2 separate regions of the Homo sapiens genome follow, and region 1 is linked to region 2. Evidence: read pairs that join two places in POLR2A ChIA-PET (ENCODE). Cell type or tissue: PC-9. All regions are shown on one strand. Each heading gives the region's core, and the rest is flanking DNA. Links, peaks and the distances in the headings are about the cores only.

Region 1 (5,394 bases), core at 193-5,192, 130 kb after region 2:
TTAGAACTGTAGCTGCTTTTAATAGAACCTATTATTTGTGGTTTTGCCTCATTGTATCGTGGGCTACATAATGCCTTTGTCCAATGTTTGTCATCTAATCTCCAGCTTCCATCTATTATGCTGCTTTTTACTTTTTCTTTTACCATTTTCCACAATTCAATATTTAATAGCTGAACTACCGAGCACAATCATGTGCCTCAGTGGGGTGCGTACAGAAAGCCTTCCCATCTGATACCAACTGCCTTGCTGAATCGTGACTGTGTATGCCTCTCCCTTGACACCTTCTTCCCATGTGTCCTCTGAGCAAAGGTGTGATGCCCACCATTCACAGAGCTCCCTGATGATCAGTCAGTATAAATGTTGCCTGTTTTATATGTGTTGATGAAACTACAACAGAAGCCAATTCCAAAAGGCACTACTAAGCTTATAGGATCCTTCCTGCACCTGTTGGATGAACTGATTCAGTATTTCTGATAAAATATTGATCAATTATGGAGTTGTTTTGGATAACCAATGTCAATGATTCTACCACTGCTCAATAATCACAGAACTTGTAATAATGCAAATGTTGGGATCCTATTCCCAGAGATTCTAACAGGCTGTATATGTAGCCCAGAAATCTGAATTTTAATAACACTTTCAGGATACAGGTGATGCCTTGATTACATGTTGAGAAACACTGATCTATACAACCTCAGAAGATAATAAGTAAGGGGGCTATATTATCTGTAACCTTTGGGATATATTATCTGTAAATTCCATTTTTTAAAAGTCCACTTTGCATTTTACAAATAAGTAAACAAGATATTACACTGATTTTTGTCAACAGATATCAATAACTGAATTTCAACTTAGCTAGCTGACATTATGTCTAGTTCAACTTTGAGATACCAAAGAGAATCGCCAGCACATTTACGTGATGGTTTGACCTTGATAAAATACTATATAGTACAGACAGCGTGTCCCAGAATAAGACAACTTGTTCTAGCTAAGACAGGAGACACCTGAGCAGAGAAAGAAATTGATTTGTTTTCTTATCAACAAAATCTGGAATTTTGTCCCATTTTATTTGTACCTAAAACATAATCATCAAAACTTCACTGAATCTGTCAAATATTAGACAAAGATACACTTGACCTGGAGTGAAGTATCACGAATTTTTAAACATTTAACTCCTAGTGTGTATTAGTGTGAAACTAAGTTGAGCAGAACCCATTAATGTCACAGTGATCGGTTACCAATGGAAATAAATAATTCATGATGAAGGGAATTAGTCTAATTAGCAGGCAGTTTGAGTCCTTTGATAAAACCCAGCTCTAATTCCGTGAAGGGCAGGAAGTGCTGTCATCAGTCAGCCCTGAAAAGATTAGCATCTATTATGAATGAGGTTCGACACCCTAGCGAAGTCATGTGTGTCCTGGAGACAAACTTAATATGTTCCAGAATGGGACACAGTTTGTCTCACCAACACATCACGGTTCCTACCAAGCTATTGTATGTAATAACAAGCAAAGATCAGCGCTCTGTCCTATCATTCGCTCCCCTGTCCATCATTCTGACAACTGTGCAAATACATTTTCCATGCAAAGCAGGGAATGTGCCCTGAATACTTGTAAAATTGCACAAGATGTCAAAGAAAATATGTGTTACTTTCTCACTCACCAAAACAAACACACAGAACCAAATGTCAGTCCTGAAACTGACGGTTTCAAACATGGTGGGCAATATAGTATGTCAGGCTTGGTGTATACACATTTCATTTTAAAAACTGTTGTCAGCTCTCCCAGGAAATTTGCTTTCCTACTTATCTTTCTCCAGATATTGAAGTTACAAGATCAATCATAGGCTTCCAGCTTCTGTAACTGCAGATACATGGCGATGAGGATCCTAAGCAAAGTAACTTCTGGAATTCCAAACTAATATATAAGGGAAATAAGAAAAAGTTGTTTTGTTTTTCTTTACAGCACATAAATGCCTTAGCTTATTGGGATGTCTCAGCTCTAGGAAGATTTATAGTTTCTGAATCATATCTGGCCTGGTGTATCTAAAAGATGTTGACTGTTCCACACTGTGCAAGTCCCACATTATTTTGCAGCCCACAAGCTGACGCAGCATCAGCTGTGTTTCCATTTTTACTTATGAGCTTTTTGAAATTACATGTTTCCATTTTGCAATTTGATGTAATAATGAAGAAACTCCAAATTTGTAAGTTATTGTATTGCTTGTTTTTATTGTGTAAAATTAATTGCTTCATTTATTTATGTCATTAAGAAGGGGGTACCATTTTGCACATTTTATCATTTGCTGTAATAATTAACATGCCAATAACACCACGGAAGCCTTGGAAACAGGATGGATCATGCCCGAATGTCTGAACAGCATATAACATGGCAACCCTGGTAGGTTAGAAGGGCTGCTTTTCAAAAGTGTAGTGAGGAATGTAACGTCACCTCAGTATTGCTCAAGTCAAATAATGTATAGAAACAAATCTCTGAAATTAACATGTTTTACTTGGGAAGAAAGAATTGCAATTTGGAGCACACATGCAGACTGGGAAGTCTTTGGTAGGTCTGAAGAACAAAGAGAAGGTTAGAGGTTTAATAAAAAGGAGAAATATTATGTATTTGTCTTCAGGAAAGTTCACTGACACTAGCAAGATTTCAGGGAGCTGGCAAGCTCTTATTGGTGAACGGTAGTGGTCAGCAAAACTAGTCTTAGATTGCAGCAGGTAGTTTCAGTAGCCCTGAGATAAAACTGGTTTCAGGTTACAGCAAGCAGTTTCAGCAGTCAGACTTGCAGAGAAGTACATTGTTGGAGCAATAGTATAAGTCCTGAGTGCTTTCCTTCCTGGCCTTGCAACTCTGTTTTAGTTGGGTACAATAAGAATGAGTAGTACAGTTCTCAAAAGTTGTAATCCAGCTGTCCAAAAACAGTTGAACCAACCATTAATATTGCAGACTTACACAGACTGCACAAACTTGATGAATTTATTTAGATTTGAAAAGATATCCTGGTAAATACAGTCAGCCCTCCATATCTATGGGTTTCACATCCATGGATTCAACCAACAAGGACTGAAAGAAGTTGAAAAACAAATTGTGTCTGCACTGAACATTTACAGATTTTTTTCTTGTTATTATTTCCTAAATAATACAGTATTACAACTATTTACATAGCAATATGTAAATACTATTTACATAGTATTACTACGTATATTTCAAGTAATCTAGAGATGATTTAAAGTACAATCATGCATGGCTTACTGAAAGGGATATGTTCTGAGAAATGAGTCCTTAGGCAATTTCCTCATTGTGCAAACATCATAGAGTGTATTTACACAAACCTAGATAGTATAGCCTACTACACACCTCGGCTGTACCATACAGCCTATTGCTTCTAGGTTATAAACCCATACAGCATGTTATTGTACTGAATAATGAAGGCAACTCTAACACAATGGTAAGTATTTGTGTATCTAAACATACCTAAACATAGAAAACGTACAATAAAAATAGTATTATGATTTTATGGGATCACCATTGTATATGTAATTTGTCATTGACTGAAATGTCATTATGTCATGTGTGACTGTATACAGAAAATATGCATAGGTTGTATGCAAATACTATGTCATTTTATATCAGGAAGTTGAAGGTCCTTGAATTTTGATATACAAAGGAGGTTCTGGAACCAATCCCTCACAGATGCTGAGGGATGACTCTATTTAGTACAGATTCTTTAAAACCAGCAGTTACTAATAGTTACTAATAGGGGTTCAATATTGGCTATCTCCTCTATCTCCTTTTTCCAACATATCTATAAACTAGAAAGCTGAATCAAAATCTCATAGGTTTTTATTTTATGTGTTCAGCATTAGACCAGGGTTTCTAGGGAGAATGGAAAATCTTTACACATCTGCAAAATATTTAGCGTTTAGTTATACCAGTTATGCATGACCAGTTCCGTACATGTACATCACTTGAAGGCAGGGACTATGCACGCCCCTTAGCTGTCTGCACATCTTCTCATCCTCCTGCCAGGCTCAAGCAGACAGACGGCGACATAGCTGGTGTTGAATGAACACTGACTGAATGAATGAAACTACTAACCATAGTGGAGTCACCCAATTAAGTGCTTCTCTATATTCTTAGTCTGAGAAGATGGCAAAATAAACCACAGACTGACAAAAATACACACATATCTTAGAACACACCTGTTGCCCAAAGTCTTGTGATATTGTAGTGGTGAGTCCTTTTAGCTCCAAGAGCTGATGATCAGAAGCCTGTTTTTGAGTCCTGGATGCAGAGTCTTGTTCCAAAAGCTTTTTTCAGCTGAGCCTGACTCTCATGCTCAAGATTCCTTTAGGGTCTAGCTGGGACCTTTGACTCTTCAGAGAAGAAAAACCTTTCAAACAAAACTCTAACCACTTTCAAATGTCCTTGCATGGAGACCCATAAAACACTGAAAGTATTTTGAGGGCAATTTTTTTTCCAGAATCCAGAACATTAATCTAAGTCTAACATTTCCTTAGAATCCAGCTCTCTCTATCTGGGTGATATTTACGACAATACTGTGTAATACCATACAGACCATACCATATCTTTGAACCATACCAGTTCAAAGATCATGGAGAAGTTGGCTACTTGAATCCAGTAAAAATCACTAATTTAGATTAATTGGAGAGATTCTGTCTGAAGTAAAAAATTGTGAAATGCAGAATATTTTTAAAAGTCAGAGTTTTATTCCTTTCAGATAGTATATACTACTCTGAATGGGCTACAAGAATTCTGAGAGTACCTGCAATAAGAAGTGAAAAAGCCCACACAAATGAAACTTGGGCACAATTTCTTTAAAAAATATAAAGTATCCTTTAATTGTCTTCTTAGCTATATTTCTATTTTACTTAGGCAGTTATTCTTTACAGGAAAAAAGTCTATTTCAGTTCTAATACCAGAGAAACTACTACCAATTATGAACAACTGAAGCCCAAATTGATCTGTTTTTAATTTTATCTCCCACTTCTCTCTTTCTATATTCTATGTTGTCCCCATTAAGAAGTTTTGAATTTCCTTTATTTTACTAAAGGAGATTCCAAAGTACAGAATGCACATAATAGGTTTTCATCAGCAACGCAAGATGGAATGAGATTTTCAGAACTAATAATTTTCATTATGTTATATGATAACAGATTGAGATAACTGCCTCCTCACTATCAATTTCCCTCTTTTTTCTTGCCCACATAAATCCTATTTTGTTTGGTAGTTAAACAAACAAATAACAACAAAAAAAGCAATAAAGCAACAACAAAAAAACAAAAAACTCCATCTCGCAGCCTCACTTGCAGCCAGAGGCAGCTATCTGAAATCATGGCCAGCGGGAGTTTCTAGCCGGCAG
Region 2 (5,394 bases), core at 313-5,312:
TCCATCTATGATGCTGGGCTTTGAATAAAAGATACACTGTATTTTCTTTTCTGGTGAGAAGAAACATCAGGAGTTGAGGGACCAGGAAGTGGGTCCTTTAGGCGTGGGGAGGCATTCTGCTGGATGGCTTTTTAGATGTTTCCTCCAGAATCATCAGCCTCATTAACAACAGTTTTTGTCTTAGGAGTTTCTCTTTGATTTTATAAACTGACATTTTTTTTTGTTCTGCAATGAATGCATGCTGCTCTAGTCCTTCCATAAGCCCACCACACATTTTCAGCATGTGGTCTATAGGCAATTCTGCAGAGTTAACAAGGTCGTCTCATCATCACTATTATCATGATCACCTTGATTCAGAACCATTTTGGCCGTTTAACCACTGGTCAATGAATGAACAACTGGAGCCTCATTATTGATGTTAAAAACTTCTTTGATACCCGCTTCTTCCAGCTTGCTGACAGACTCTGAGGTATGTACCTTGCATAAGTAAGGGGGCCAGGCATCTTTTTTTTTCTCATTAGATATACAGAATCCTTCACAGTTACCACCTTGTCCATCATGATCACTCAACATAATTGCACAGACAGAAGTTGTGCCAGACATGCACAACTGTGTCTTTAGTCACTGTGTTTCAGACCTTGGTAAGAGTAGATATGGCATCTTTCATGCTAACTTCTTTTGAAAACCTTCCACACTCATGCCTCTGTTCACTGCTGCTAGCATGCTGTTCAAGAAAGTGTATTTTTGTATTTACTCTTCACTGATCCCAGGATACCCTGGTTACATGGCTGAGTTAAAGAAGTCACACTGGGGGAAAATACATGGCATCAACATTATTTTTATGAGAATTTTAGCTGGAGGATGAGGAGAACGATTGTCAAGGAATAACAAAATCTTGCAGTTATCATCCAGCCTGGTTTCCCTGCAGTGAGCATGAGTCACTGGTACAAAATGTTTATGAAACCAGTCAGAAATGATGTCCCTGGTGATCCACGCCTTTTTGTTAGTATAATAATAGACTGGTAAGAAATTCATTCCTTGAAAATACCAAGGATGCAAGTTTTTGCTTATCATGGCAAGTTTACACTTAGTGTGCCTGCCGCATTATCACATCCAAACACAGTTATTCTGTCCTTAGCATTCTTAATTACTTAGGCACTGTCTCATCAGTGGTAGTCGGTGTCTTTCCGTGACAATAACACCAAAACAGTGATGTTTCGTCAGTGTTATAGACTTGCTCTGGCATCAGATTTTCATTAGCAATGACCCTGGCAAACTTGTTAATAAATTTGTCCGCTTCTTTGTGATCAACAGATGCTTTGTCACCACAAATCTTTACAAATTTAATGCCATGTCTTTTCTTAAACCAGCCTGTTGAATATTCACAGTTCCCTTCAATTTTGAGTTCATCATGGTGTATCTTCTCTTGTTTCATGATCATCATACCATTAAGAGGCCTAGTGACTCCGATGAATCCACATTTCAATACAGAATCAAGTTCTTCATTTTTAGCTTTATGCAGTGTTTTTCTGTTTTTAAAATTAACTTCTGTTCATCACTTTCAGCACAGAACTTTAACAGTTTATCCTTCTGTTTTCTCAGGTCATATATTGTGGTCATTCCAACACCATACTCTTCCATAAGATGCTTCACACTTACACTGCTGTCTAGTTTCTCCAACAGCTTGACTTTCTGTGCTATAAATAAACATAAACATTTCCTCTTTTTCTTGTCACTGTTACCCACAAAGGAATCTTCAGGTCTTTTTGACATTTTTAATAATATCTTTGCATCACAGAGCAGAGAATAAGCAAAAAATATAGTGACTACATGTATTTTGATATATGCCTTATACACTTAGCCTGAAGGTAATTTTATACAATATTTTAAATAATTTTGTGCATGAAATAAAGTTTGTGTACCTTGAACCATCAGAAAGCAAAGATGTTACTGTCTCGATCCCACGTGGGGCATCATGGGGAACCTGCTGTTGGCACATCCAGACTGCTCACATGTCATTTCATTACACTTTGTGGGTGTGTTTGCATGGGAGAATCTAGGTATGAATGGAAAAGATATCACCGCCAAAGAGGACTTGGAAGGTCTTTTTCCTTTCACACACATAAACTGTGTGTCACAACACACAGTTTTGACTAAGACCTGTCACATGAAGTCAGGTGCAGAATTGTCCCCTTGTGGTGTCAAGTTGATGGTCAAAAAGTTGCAGATTTTGGAGCATTTTGGATTTCAGATTTTCAGAAGTGTTATGGATCCTTAACATGTATATTTTTTTCTCAAGTTTTTTATGGAAATATGCATATGGAGCCTGATGCCAAATAAATATCTAAGCTCTCCTAGCTCACATTTAAAATTCACCTAACATGAATAAGAAATAAAGTAGAGAGGCATGCCGCCTCATTCATCTGAACATTTTTAGATTCTGATCAGAAGTAAATATAAGGTATCTTTCACACAGAAATTTAAGAAAAGCATGGGGGGAAAGAGACAAATGAGAATAGACAGAGTAGAGCAGAATTTGTCTAAAATGACTAAGAATTTGTCTTAAATGACTAAGAAGATCTTATATCCTACACCAACTCTATCTTATATTTTCTTGAAAAAAAAACAGCAAGAAAGCTCATTTAAGAGTTTTCACAACATGCCCCTCTAAGCTTTTCTATTTGGGTATGTCAGGAAAGCTATACTGAATATTTGCCAAAAGATGGCTCTCATTTATGTTTGGGTCCTAAATGAACTAATTTCCCTGGTTGCCTTGAATTCTCTTCGTTGTTTTTTTCAATAAAGGCAGCAATCAGTGTATCATGGAAGATGGAGAAAGATCTCTCCCCAAACACACACCACACACACACACACACACACACACACACACACGCACATACACACACACATACACCATCTATTTTTGTCTGGTTTGCCATTTCTATGACTGGTATGTAATAGTTCCTCTCTAGATCGCTCACAGTTCATTAAGGGGTTGCTCAATTTATTAGGAACCAATCATGCATTTATACATTCTTTTATCTGAAGTGCATTTTTAAATGTTAGACCATACACTAATCAAGTTGAACATGATAATGAGCGCACGTTCACATTGTTAAGGTAAATGACCCAATGCACTTACAGTGAAGACATATTTGAACTACAATTTGCCTTTTCATCGCAATATGGAACACTCCCAGCAAGGGTCAGGATGCTGTTGGCAACTGCCTTGGGAAGATTCAATTAGTTTCACATTTACAGCCAGACCCTTTTTGGTGCCCTGTCACTATTTTCCATTATCCTGTGAAAATACAGCAGAGACAAGATGCAAAATTTGGGACAAAGAAGCATTTTGTAGAATGACAGAGTCAAGTTTTGATAATTTCTAAGTAGTGGAGAGAGGAGCAGGTGGGTGAATGGCCCTAAATAGCTGAAAGTCTGAAAATAATGTATGTTTATTTACATTTGGAACACATTTTGGTGCATGGTTTTCAATTAAGTGGGATTTGTTTTAAAAACAATAATGAAACCACATGTAGAGAAATTACTCAGGAGAAGCTGGAAGAATCTCTATTCCCCCTTTTTCACTCCACTTGGCTCCGCTCATCCCTATATTCTATTGCACGCTGGGATTGAATCTACTGAATTGCAGATCCAAGCTGAGTAGGAGTTTGAAGGAAGTTGCCATGAAAGAGGGTTGGGGGTAGTTAAGGACTTGATTTCTCTTCTGTCTTATATACAATGAGCAGCACAAGTATTTTAGAATAGATAGAAACAGTCTGTAAATCTGAAATAATGTGTCCTGGCATAAGTTCCCTAGCACAGACAGAGCTGAATGCAGATATTCTCTAGGTTGAACAAGGTCTCACTGTCACATCATCATTTGATGGCTGAATGTACTAAAATCCAAAAAGAGTGGCATATTTGCTGAAGAGTAGGAATACTGTGATTAAGCCTTTTGGAAAACAGGTAAAGGCTTTTTGGAACTCACTAAAGGAAATATAGAAGGCATGCCAAGTCATAGTCCTTGCCAGGCATTTCATCCATATAAATATTTAGTTTTCTAATATTCCCTTCTGATGTTCCGGAAGAAAAGGATAGAATCTGACACCTCCTCCATACCACACTTAACACCCTTTCGCTTATTTGATGGTATTACAGATGAACAGTTGAACAACCTCACGTGGGAGCTAAGTTTAAGTCATATTTCTCAATATGCTGGTTTTAGAATGAGTTGGTTTCACTGCATAAATGCGTATCGAACCAGGCAAAAAAGACAAAGAAGATGGGACTGTGTGTGTGTGTGTGTGTGTGAGAGAGAGAGAGAGAGAGGGAAGAGCGAAAGAGAATGGGATTCATTTTCACACTAGGGAGCTTCTGGAGCTAGTCTCTTGCTTTGTCTCTTCATTGTCGTGTAATTACCATCACCAGGTAATACTTACTGAGCACCCTGGTGAGCTCAGCTTTGCTGACCATTTTGCACTTACTTAAAACATCCTCATCATTGCTCAGTAGAAGCTTATGAGCTGATGAAGAACTGACCATGAATCCAGATGAGGAATATCAAGCAACTGTTGTTCTGCATGACATATGGGACAAACTTTAAACATGGAGGGCTATCGCTAGCTGTTTCAGTTTGAATTCCCTAGGCCTCAGTTTGGAGAATTGGACCATGGTCTCTTTATACTCTAACATTCTATTTTTTAATTTATTATTTTCATTTTCATTTATGAACAAACCAAAACTTTCTAAGTTTCATCAAGGACATTATTATAAAGTGTGACATTTTTAACATAAGTGCTTCTCATGTATTATTTCATCCTCATAACAACCCACAACTAACTACTGGAATTCGTATTAGGCTAATGAGAAAAATGAAGTAGCCAAGGACATCTAGTAAGTGGTGGAGCTGGGATCTCAACTTGTTTGATCAGTCTCCTGAGACTGGGGACATGACCACTGAGCTATGCTGACTCCTCACTTCTCCAACCCGTCATAAGTGTCTTCGATTGTGTACTGGATGAAACAGCAGACAGTTGAAGTACCCTGCCTTGGAGTGCTACAGTATCTTTGGGACATAGTTTAACGTTTGATCTTCTAGAACCTCCGCGTCATGGTTTCACCAGCCATCAGCTCTAATACACAACTATCATTTGCACAACTCTTGATTCCTGAAAATTAGCTAGGTCACTAAGTATGTCAGCTGTAATAATGTAGCAGCTAATTCTTTTAAAAACAGAAAACTGTATATTAGAACTGCCACTGGCAATAAATCTGACCTAGACCATCTATCCTCTCTTAGCTGGAAATTTATCATTATGTAGAAAGTGATTTTGTTCTTTCCAAACCCTCAGCCACCAACTGGGCCAGTTTTTTGCTTCTGCATATTTCATT

The links. ChIA-PET counts read pairs that join two places held together with the same protein. Peaks named below come from ENCODE experiments on the same cell type or tissue, not always from the same donor. Only the 100,000 strongest peaks of a DNase experiment are listed, where the experiment ranks them.
Region 1: POLR2A ChIA-PET joins it to region 2 with 6 read pairs; 2 of 35 experiments call an interaction of 5 or more read pairs at or near these places.

The regions. Positions count from the first base shown.
Region 1 is chr2:173,509,498-173,514,891 of GRCh38, reverse strand. No RefSeq gene overlaps it. Among named protein-coding and RNA genes, the nearest start is that of CDCA7, 160 kb to the right of the region's middle. In PC-9, for the core only: no CTCF peak of the experiment used is centred there; a DNase peak (open chromatin) is centred at 2,741; H3K4me3 peaks cover 444 bases; H3K27ac peaks cover 1,366 bases; H3K27me3 peaks cover 63 bases.
Region 2 is chr2:173,639,910-173,645,303 of GRCh38, reverse strand. No RefSeq gene overlaps it. Among named protein-coding and RNA genes, the nearest start is that of CDCA7, 290 kb to the right of the region's middle. RefSeq lists an enhancer at 4,163-4,711. In PC-9, for the core only: no CTCF peak of the experiment used is centred there; no DNase peak of the experiment used is centred there.